Regions from separate parts of the Homo sapiens genome. Here region 1 is linked to region 2. A link is a contact called in ENCODE Hi-C data. All regions are on one chromosome and are shown on one strand. Each heading gives the region's core, a stretch centred on a gene start or an enhancer-like site at or near the end of the contact. The rest is flanking DNA. Distances are from core to core; before and after follow the strand shown. Region 1 has its middle 79 kb from the start of CT47B1. Region 2 has its middle 17 kb from the start of LAMP2.

What was found. Hi-C counts contacts between places; a loop is a spot of excess contacts on that map. Pooled maps may share reads with other maps.
Region 1: a loop to region 2 is called in a pooled map, with 2.9 times the contacts of the local background. The contact joins two enhancer-like sites. A Hi-C loop is called at or near these places in 2 of 168 maps with a recorded cell type or tissue (GM12878 and endothelial cell of umbilical vein) and 9 of 50 pooled maps.

What each region holds. Positions count from the first base shown.
Region 1 is chrX:120,794,883-120,799,776 of GRCh38, forward strand. No RefSeq gene overlaps it. Among named protein-coding and RNA genes, the nearest start is that of CT47B1, 79 kb to the right of the region's middle. Within about 2 kb of position 2,574, at least 2 of the 41 ENCODE cell types and tissues checked have a DNase peak (open chromatin) inside an H3K27ac peak, as active enhancers do; they include endothelial cell of umbilical vein, where a contact is called at or near this core.
Region 2 is chrX:120,483,973-120,488,360 of GRCh38, forward strand. No RefSeq gene overlaps it. Among named protein-coding and RNA genes, the nearest start is that of LAMP2, 17 kb to the left of the region's middle. Within about 2 kb of position 1,824, at least 39 of the 41 ENCODE cell types and tissues checked have a DNase peak (open chromatin) inside an H3K27ac peak, as active enhancers do; they include endothelial cell of umbilical vein, where a contact is called at or near this core.

The sequences.
Region 1 (4,894 bases), core at 1,324-3,823, 310 kb after region 2:
CTGATTCACTTCCTTGCTTTCTCATACAGGGTTCTTTCATCACAAGAAACATCTAAGAAACTTCCTGATCAGGACAGGAATTGGCTTCTAAATCTGGGTCTCTATGAGCCTAGCACTTCTAGTTTTTTTCTTTTTCTCACTTTGTCCTATTTGGTTTCTGCAGGTCTTCAGGATTCTGTATGTGTGTGTGTGTGTGTGTGTGTGTGTGTATGTGTGTGTGTGTGTGTATGTGTGTGTATATATATGTATATATACATATATATACACACACATACACACACACACACACATATATACACACACACACACACACACACATATATATATATGTCTTGACCAGAGGCCTTTCCCTACCCTTTGTTAGGGAATCCTTAGTGTACCTTAGAGTATCTTAGAGTACCAGATGGATTTGGGCTGTGAAGACTGAAAGCCTACAGCTTTTCACCTTCTTGCCTTGACCTTGAGTTCACATGTGCCTCTTGATCCCTGGCAACCTCCTTGCCTAGGTACTAACCTATTGCCTAGTCTAAGCCCTTACTTTAACATATTGCTGGCTCTCTGGATCCTGGCTTTCTGCCCTGGATCTTCCTGCCTATGTCCTTAGTACTAGGAGATTTCATAAAACCACATATTGAAAGAATGTCATATGTGGCCAATTTCAGTGAGGCCAAAACCAGCGCTGTGATAAAACACCACACCACTATGGTTGCATTATTGGGTCAGTACCAGTACTATGAGGTAGGATTTTCTCTTTCCGTGAGCTACTATGATGTAGTATTTCCTCTTTCTGTTAGATACTGCAGTTGGGGCTGTTGAAAGTAAGTAGAATTTACTCTAGCTCTGCTCCCTTGGAAGTCATACCCAGGCAGACAGTACTTAGAACAGGGGAGCTTGGTATGAAGAATCACCAGGGTGCTTGCTCCTTCTACTATGAATGAATGGGTTAGTGGTGAGTCTTGCTGGGAATGGCCCTCTTGAGCAATATTTTAAAAAATATAATAATGCGGCATTCAGTTATGGTTGGGGTGGAGTGTAGGGACTCAGTCATTCATCTATCCAGTCATTTATTCAACAAATATGTATGGTTTCTTACGGATTAGGCACTTTTCTAGACTCATCTGTGAATGAAATAGATACAATTCTTGCCCTCATGAAATTCTAGTTGGTGGTATGGAGGGGCAAAAACATTAAACAAGTAAGAGACAAATATGATGAGATGAAACCAGGTGCTGACAAGGGTTATAAAGAAAATACATTGTCAATGTGCTAGAGCAGACATGCGTTAGATAAGAAAGGCCTGTCTGAGACAGGAGTGTGTAATTTATGTGAAGATCAGGAGGAATAGCTTTCTAGGCAAAAGGAGCAGCTACTACTGAGGCAATGAGTAGGGACTTAGCATTCTAGGCTGAGGGAATACAAGTAAAGCCATGGAGGCTCAGATAATCTTTGCTAAGGGGTGTAGTGGTAGGTTTTGGATGGGGAGGAGGTGGCACTGTGAGGACTTCTTAATTAGACTTTTTTAAATGAACTGTCCCCCAAACACATAAGGACTCAATAGCTTTCAGGCCCCTTGACCAAAAGAAGACATTGTCTGAAATGGAGGTTTTTATAGCCTCTGACACCCATTCTGATGTTCATGAGTTGGCAGAGATGATTGTGAATCCATTTTTAGGATGCAGGAAAGCATGACTTTTTTGCATACATTCTCTCTTCCTTTCTTCTTCATATACACCCAGTGAAAAAATTGGACAGATTAAATCACACTAAAATGTTAGTGAGTGTGTATAATCCCTCCTATGAGTAGTTGCCCTTTTAAGAAGACTCCAGAGAAAAAGAAACAAATATAGGAAAGGATAAATGAAATGACTGAATTCTTAATATTAGAATTTCAAACCCTTGGCCAGCCAAGTAAATGAAAAATCCCCTTTAAGTTTGTTGGCATCTTTCACCTACAGATTCATGAGGTCAGGGAACACTCTCGGATATTCAATTAGATTTCTTTTTTAAAAAAATTTTATTTTATTATTATTATACTTTAAGTTTTAGGGTACATGTGCACAATGTGCAGGTTAGTTACATATCTTTTTTGTTTTTGATTTTATTTTAAGTGCCAGGGTACATGTGCAGGATGTGCAGGTTTGTTACATAGGTGTATATGTGCCCTGGTGGTTTGCTGCACCTATCAACCTGTCACCTAGGTATTAAGCCCCATATGTATTAGCTATTTTTCCTGATGCTCTCCTCACCCTGCTCTCCCGCGACAGGCCCCATTGTGTGTTGTTTCCCTCCCTGTGTCCATGTGTTCTCATTTCAACTAGATTTCTTATTAGCATTCCTTCTCTGTCTCAGATCTGGAGGTATTCCAGATGTATGCACAGCAGCCTCTGGGAACTATCTGCATTTTCCATCTGCTGCTGGAGTCCATTTTCTTGAACTTTGGTTTCCCGCCTGAAGACAGGAACAATCTCTGCCCTTCCCCTCCCCATAATGAGCTTGGAAGGCTGACAGAGAAGATTAAGATCATTGCCATCAAGTTTTATCTGCTGTAAGCAAAAACAGGAAACCAAGAAAGAAAGGCGCAGCATAGCAATAGCTTTTGAGTGGGTAAGATGGGTGAAGTTTTTCTTAAATCCTCTTTCCCGTGTACCTTCCCACCCACATGTTCTTAGTCAGATTTATTTTTTGCATATTAGTTTCTGAGGATGACAAGAAACTTGCCCTTTTCTTAACTGTGATTTTCAGAAGCAGATTATCCTGCACTTAGTTGAGACCTCTTACCAATTCCTTGGAATAAATAATACCCTGGGCTCAGGAAGTGGGTGTTGAATAGAAATTTTATGACTCATAATGGAGTGTCAAAATAGCACTGCTGATGTATGTATGGGTCCCTTATCAATTTTGGAAATGACACTGGGTAGAGCCATATTTTCCTCTTGCATGGAAGTGCTCTGACTAAGGGAAAGTTCTTGATTTCTGCACTGTTTGGCATCTCTTGATATTTAAAAGTCCCACATTGAATGGTGGCTTTTCTCAAAGGTGACTTGGGTTTGGCCTAGAAAGAGAGCTGTTCTCAGAGGAGGGGCCAGAGCATTTCCCCCAGGAGGGGCAACCAGAACCTAAGCTGCCAGGATGAAGGGAGAAAGATTGACATTTCCCTGGCTTATGCCTTGAGGTACTTGTTTCCAAAGAAGGCTGAGGTCAGGATTGTATGCTTTTCCTAGAGTAGGCTGTAAGTTCTCTCATGATATCAAGCAGTTAGTTGACATTCCCAGGTCTCAGGCCTTTCCTTTTCTCTCTCCCCTGCTGGAGGAAATAAAAAGTGGTTCTTTCACAGGGCCCATGGGTCTGAGGGGAGCCTTCCCTTGAGCTCAGCCCTTCTCTTAGGATAGCACCTCAATGACCACACTCAGCATGGGCCCTATTAGTGTAGTTTTCTCATTAATGATTGTTTTGCAGTAATGAGGTTCTATGATATGCCTGTTGGATTGTTTGTGCTCCATGTTGATACCACTCAAACAACAAATATTTGATAACATTTGTTAATAATAATATGAATAATAATAATGATACAGTGGGGCACTTGAAAACAATATGAAATATATTCCTGCTCTTCATGAGTTCAAGAACCAGTTGAGGAGATAGAAAACCTGGCATAAATAGAGAAAAACAAGACAGCGTAGAATGAGATGGCAGATTGCACAGAATGAGATGCTAGATTGTGTAATTTAGTCTATAGGGATTCGAGGGGAAGAGCAGGGAGAAGCAATGTCAGGATGGCAAAGCTAGGAAAGTCTTCCAAGAGGATGCAGGGCTTAAAGGGTGACTAGAACTTGGTGGGGTGAAGACAAGTAAGGGGATATGTGGCAGAAGTGCCAGCAAAGGTATGGAGACAGAAACTGACTGCCGTATATATACACAGAGAATAGGCAGTGATGGTTTAGCAAAGTCGATATTCTGAAGTGGGATATTCTCATTGAGGGGTTGTGGGACTGGAAGACTGTAAAGGCATGGTGAGGCCAGGTAATGAACATCTCAGAAGCCAGATATTTGATTTGAACTGTTTTTATTAGGCTCTTTTGTTTGCAAGTGATAGAGACACTTTCGAGTCATCTCAAGTAAAGGGGTGGTGGGGTATTGTTAAAGAGCAGTAAGAAAGAAAGGTTTCAGGGGAAGCAAAGTCAGAAACCAGAGTGCAGAGGGACCTCATGGGAATTGTACTTGGCTTCATGGCAGCTTCAGGGACCTCAGCAGGGTTCTAAGACTTTTCACCCTAGAGTTCTGTCATTAAAATGGCTCAGCTCTACTTCCCCCTCACTACTGACTGCCTTAAGTGTTTTCCTCTGCCCAGGTTAGCTTTTGGATAGTTCCTAATTCCTATTTAATTTGTTGTTCCTGCTCCCTTATAATTTTGGTTTGCATGGCCTATCAAGCCTTCAGGTTTCTATCTTTTCCCTTATATTTCTGACTTTTTCATATTCCTCTCTAGGTATTCTTTCAGCTTCAGCTCCTACTTCTTTCATTTCTCTCCCTTTCTCTCTCTCCCTTCCTCCCTGTTTCTTTCTCTCTCTCTTTCTTTCTCTTCCCCCCCACCTCATATTTTTAGGGCAAATTCCTGAGAGAGAATCTGATTGCCCTAGTTTATATTTTTATACCTGGTTCTGTTTTAGATCACTGGCCAGAATGTAGATTGGTGGCCCTTGGGTCAGGAGCCTATCCTTGGTCCTTCACTGGGCTGGGGATGTGGATGTGAGGAAGTAACATCAGACAAATATATAAAATATTGGTCATGCACATAAATAGCAAACAGGCATATGAAAAGGTGCACAACATCACTAATCATCAGGAAAATGCAAATTGAAACTGCAATATTACCTCACACCTGTTACGATGGCTA
Region 2 (4,388 bases), core at 574-3,073:
CCACCCAGGCTGGAGTGCAGTGGCGCAATCTCAGCTCACTGCAACCTCTGCCTCCCAGGTTCAAGCGATTCTCCTGCCTCAGCCTCCTGAGTAGCTGGGACTACAGGCATGTGCCACCACGCCTGGCTAATTTTTTTGTACTTTTAGTAGAGATGGGGTTTCACCATGTTGGTTAGGCTGATTTTGAACTCCTGACCTCAAATGATCCACCCGCCTCGGCCTCCCAAAGTGCTGGGATTACAGGCGTGAGCCACTGCGTCCAGACAGTTATTTTAAATAGTTCGTTCAATTGAATAAAAAATTGAACCCATATGTCCTACAATGGAGAAACTGAGATTAAATGATCAACGTTCAATTCATACAATGGACTAGTAAACAGTCATTAAAAGTTATGTTCTTAATAAAATGGGAAAATGCTAATATTGTAATGGGGGAGAAAGTTGAAAACAAAATTGTATAATTACAATTATTTTTAAAAATCCATAATATTATATACCTTAAATTGGTATATTGGGCTATTAAAAAAAGGAAAAACAAACAAAATCCATAATAAGAATACTGGAAGGAAAGACACCAAATTATTAACAGATTGTTTCTGAGTGTAAAGATTGTAAATAATTTCCTTTTATTCTTTTGAATTGTCTGTCTACATTTTCTATAATGGGAGTGTATTATTTTTATTGTAAAGATTAATATATGGCCAGGCCCGGTAGCTCATGCCTGTAATCCCAGCACTTTGGAGGCCAAGGTGGGGAAGATCATTTGAGGTCAGGAGTTGGAGACCAGCCTGGCCAACATGGTGAAAACCCATCTCTACTGAAAATAACCAGGTGTGGTGGTGCACCTGTAATCCCAGCTACTCCGGAGGCTGAGGCAGGAGAATCGCTCGAACCCAGGAGGCAGAGGTTGCAGTGAGCCGAGATCGCACCACTGCACTCCAACCTGGGTGACTGAGTGAGACTCTGTCTCGAAACAAAATAAAATAAAATTTTAAAAAAGATTAAAGTAAACTTTAAAAACAAAATCCAGGTTTGATTTTTTAAAATTTGATTTGCACAAAACTTTCCAGAATTGTCACTATTGAGGTGACTATTGAGTTGTCACTATTGAGGGAGAAAAAATTCCAGGACAACTGTTTATCAAGTTTTTAATCTAATCACTCATTTGCTTAAGAACGAATCTATAAGATCTATTATACAACATGGTAACTACAGTTCATTACAATATGTTGTGGAATGAAAATTGCTAAGTAGCTAGGCGCGGTGGCTCACGCCTGCAATCCCAGCACTTTGGGAGGCCAAGGCAGTAGGATCGCATGAACCCAGGAGTTCAAGACCAGTGTGGGAAACATAGCAAAACCCCGTCTCTACAAAAAAAATGCACAAAATAGCTGGACGTGTTGGTGCATACCTGTGGTCCCACTGCTCGGGAACCAAGGTAGAAGAGTGAGAAAAACTGATGGTCCTTTTAAGAAAATGTGTGGCAGTTCCTTCTGTGGGAAATGAGGGAGGAGCCTCATGTCAAGTGGTTATTTAAAACCCATATCTTGTCATTTGTGGGCTTGAAATGAATTTGGCTAAATGAATTGACTAAATTGAATTTTTAGAAATCAAATCTTGATCTTCATTTTTAAAGGTTTAAAATGTATTTGTTCTTTGTATTGAATGGAGGAATTCCGTTTAAATGTTCAAAACTGGTAGGTAGGACTGTACAAGAAAAGATGAAGGCGGTGATGACAAACCAATAAATTCAAGGAGGCCGTTTGGAGAAATCGCTGAGTCAAGAGTACGGCAATCACGTGAAGATTTTAATAAAAACGAAACTAATCAGACGCGTTTAGACTTCCCTTCCCTCTCCACCCACTTTTGGTCTTGTTAAAGGGAAGAGGAGGGTCGGTTTTAATCAATCCTTCGGTTTCCCTACTGGGCGGAGCACTGAGAAGGTGGCGGAAGGAGGGGCAACTGGGCCCGGCTGGCGCGCCTTCAGGCACGTGGGTCTGGGTTGCGGACCAGGAACACAGCGATCAGGGCGAAACATTGGCCTTTTGTGTCTCTTGCGTTTGGTACGTTTTGGGGGCCGGCTGCAGCTGTGAAAGGCCGCACTCGCTGCCAGCGGTCAAGGCGACCTTGTTCAGCAAAGCCACTATTGTACTTTGAGCTAGTGACTCCGGCGGCTTGGCAGCTTTCTAGGCATTCCTCCAGGACCTTTCTCCCCCTGGAGGCCTCAGCTTTAAATGCAGTTTGTTTTTACAGTTGGATACAGCTCTATTCTTGGCTTTGGCGCCAGGAGTAGCTTGCAATCCTTGCCAGTTAATTGTGGCCTCTGCGCGAAAAGAACGATGAAGTGCTGCCCTTTTATGTCTAAAGGTGGCGCTTCGGACTTCGCTGGCAGTAGCTGGCAGTAGGTGCTTTGAAGTCTTTCTTCAGCGAACCTACTCATCTGGTGGCCTTTATGCGAGCATGAACCTGCACCAAAGCCACTAGGCTTAGTACCTGTCCTGGGTTGGCATGTCTGTGGGTGCCGCTGTAGCTATAAATGACTTTGATTGGCATAAACACAATTGTTTCACATGTGCACTTGTCAAAATTTAATTAATTGGACACTTTATTTCTGCTAGCGAAGTTTCCTAAAAACAAATAAATAGTACACTTTAAATATATGTAGTTTATTATATGTCACTGATGCCTCAATAAAGTTGTTTAAAAGAAGCACATTCAGAAGATTAATACATGATAACTAAGATTAAGTAACTGATAAAAATACAAAATGTGTTTCTTTTATCTACATCACCGAGTAGAGAAAAAAAATCACATCTATTGCCCAATTTCGTAATTTAACTGCCATTTATTTTAAAGCCTTTAATTTCTGTAAATATAGGCACGTGGTTTTACTTGCAAAGTTTTCCTGAGGATGTTTAGTTAATATTTGATTTACTATTGCCCTGACACCGAAGAAAACACAAAGCCACTATTCTTCAAAAAAGAAAAGAAAAAAAGAAAGAAAACAAGTGATCATAGCCCCGTAGGAGATAGCCCGGCACAGGGGTCAGGAACCCTGGCTAAGGGGTCAGGCCAACGTCGGTCTGAACGGAAACTGCCATATACCAGCTGTGTGAGCTAAGTTGAATTCCTCACTTTCTCTGAGCCTCGGCTTTCTCACAGAGTTCCTGAGTGAATCAGGGTCAGCAAGGGAGGAGTAGAAGGAGAGTAATTTGGGGGGAACCTCAACTCTACGTGGGCCTCAAATATGGGCTGCTGTCTCATAATAAATTTGTGTGGAATTACTGGGAGAATGATTCTCACAAAAGTCGATCCTAAGTGAAATCCGTCAGCCCTGCTACTAGAAGGTAAGAGAATAGGAGGTCGGTGAGTGTCCTTAAAATCTGAAAGTTTCAGCTGAGTGTGGTGGCTCATGCCTGTAATCTCAGCACTTTGGGAGGCCGAGGCAGATGGATCACCTGAGGTCAGGAGTTCGAGACCAGCCTGGCCAACATGGTGAAACCTCGTCTCTACTAATAATACACAAAGTAGCCAGGCATGGTGGTGCATGCCTGTCATCCCAGCTACTCAGGAGGCTGAGGCAGGAGAATCACTTGAACCTGGGAGGCAGAGGTTGCAGTGAGCCAAGATCACACCATTGCACTCCAGCCTTGGCAACAAGAGTGAAACTCCGTCTCAAAAAAAAAAAAAAAAAAAATAGAAAGTTTCCCAGGCCTGGAGGACTTTTAATGATTAAATGAGATAATAATGAATGTGAAGGCCCAGAACGCTACCTGATACATACTACTGTGTAATCAATGGTATTTATTTCTATTTTGTCATTATCATCAGTGGTGTAATCACCACCAATGGCACTTATTTTTTTTTTATTCTCATTGGTGATCGAACCACCTACCTGATAGTATTATTGTGAGCAGAGCATTAATGAACAAAAGCAAGTAGAGTTCCTAGCAGAGAGCCTGAGACATAAGGCTAGTCGGTATTCATTTTCTTCCCCCTTCCCTCTCCCTTACTTTGAAGCATTCAGCTCAGATGCAGCCTACATCATGAAGTTTTCCCTGCTTCACATTTCCCAAGTCAACACATGTGGCCTTTCCTGTGGCTACGGGGTTGGATGGGAGAAGCGTCATTGCCAAGTGCAGGCTAGTGTGGGAGACCTGAGTTGGCTCAGCTGGCACTGAGCTGCAGGAAGGCATCTAAGCTTGCACCGACGTGTTGCCCTGGACTTTGTGCACTTCCGTGGTAGTTGCTATAAGGGAAGGAAGTGGGGTGTCACAGGTTGGGTTTTGCCAAAATAGGCTGAGGTAGAATTTGAAGTGAAAGATGTGTATTTAGAAATCAATACCTGTGAAAGGAAGGGGTGGGAGGCAGGATGCATCCCAACAACGG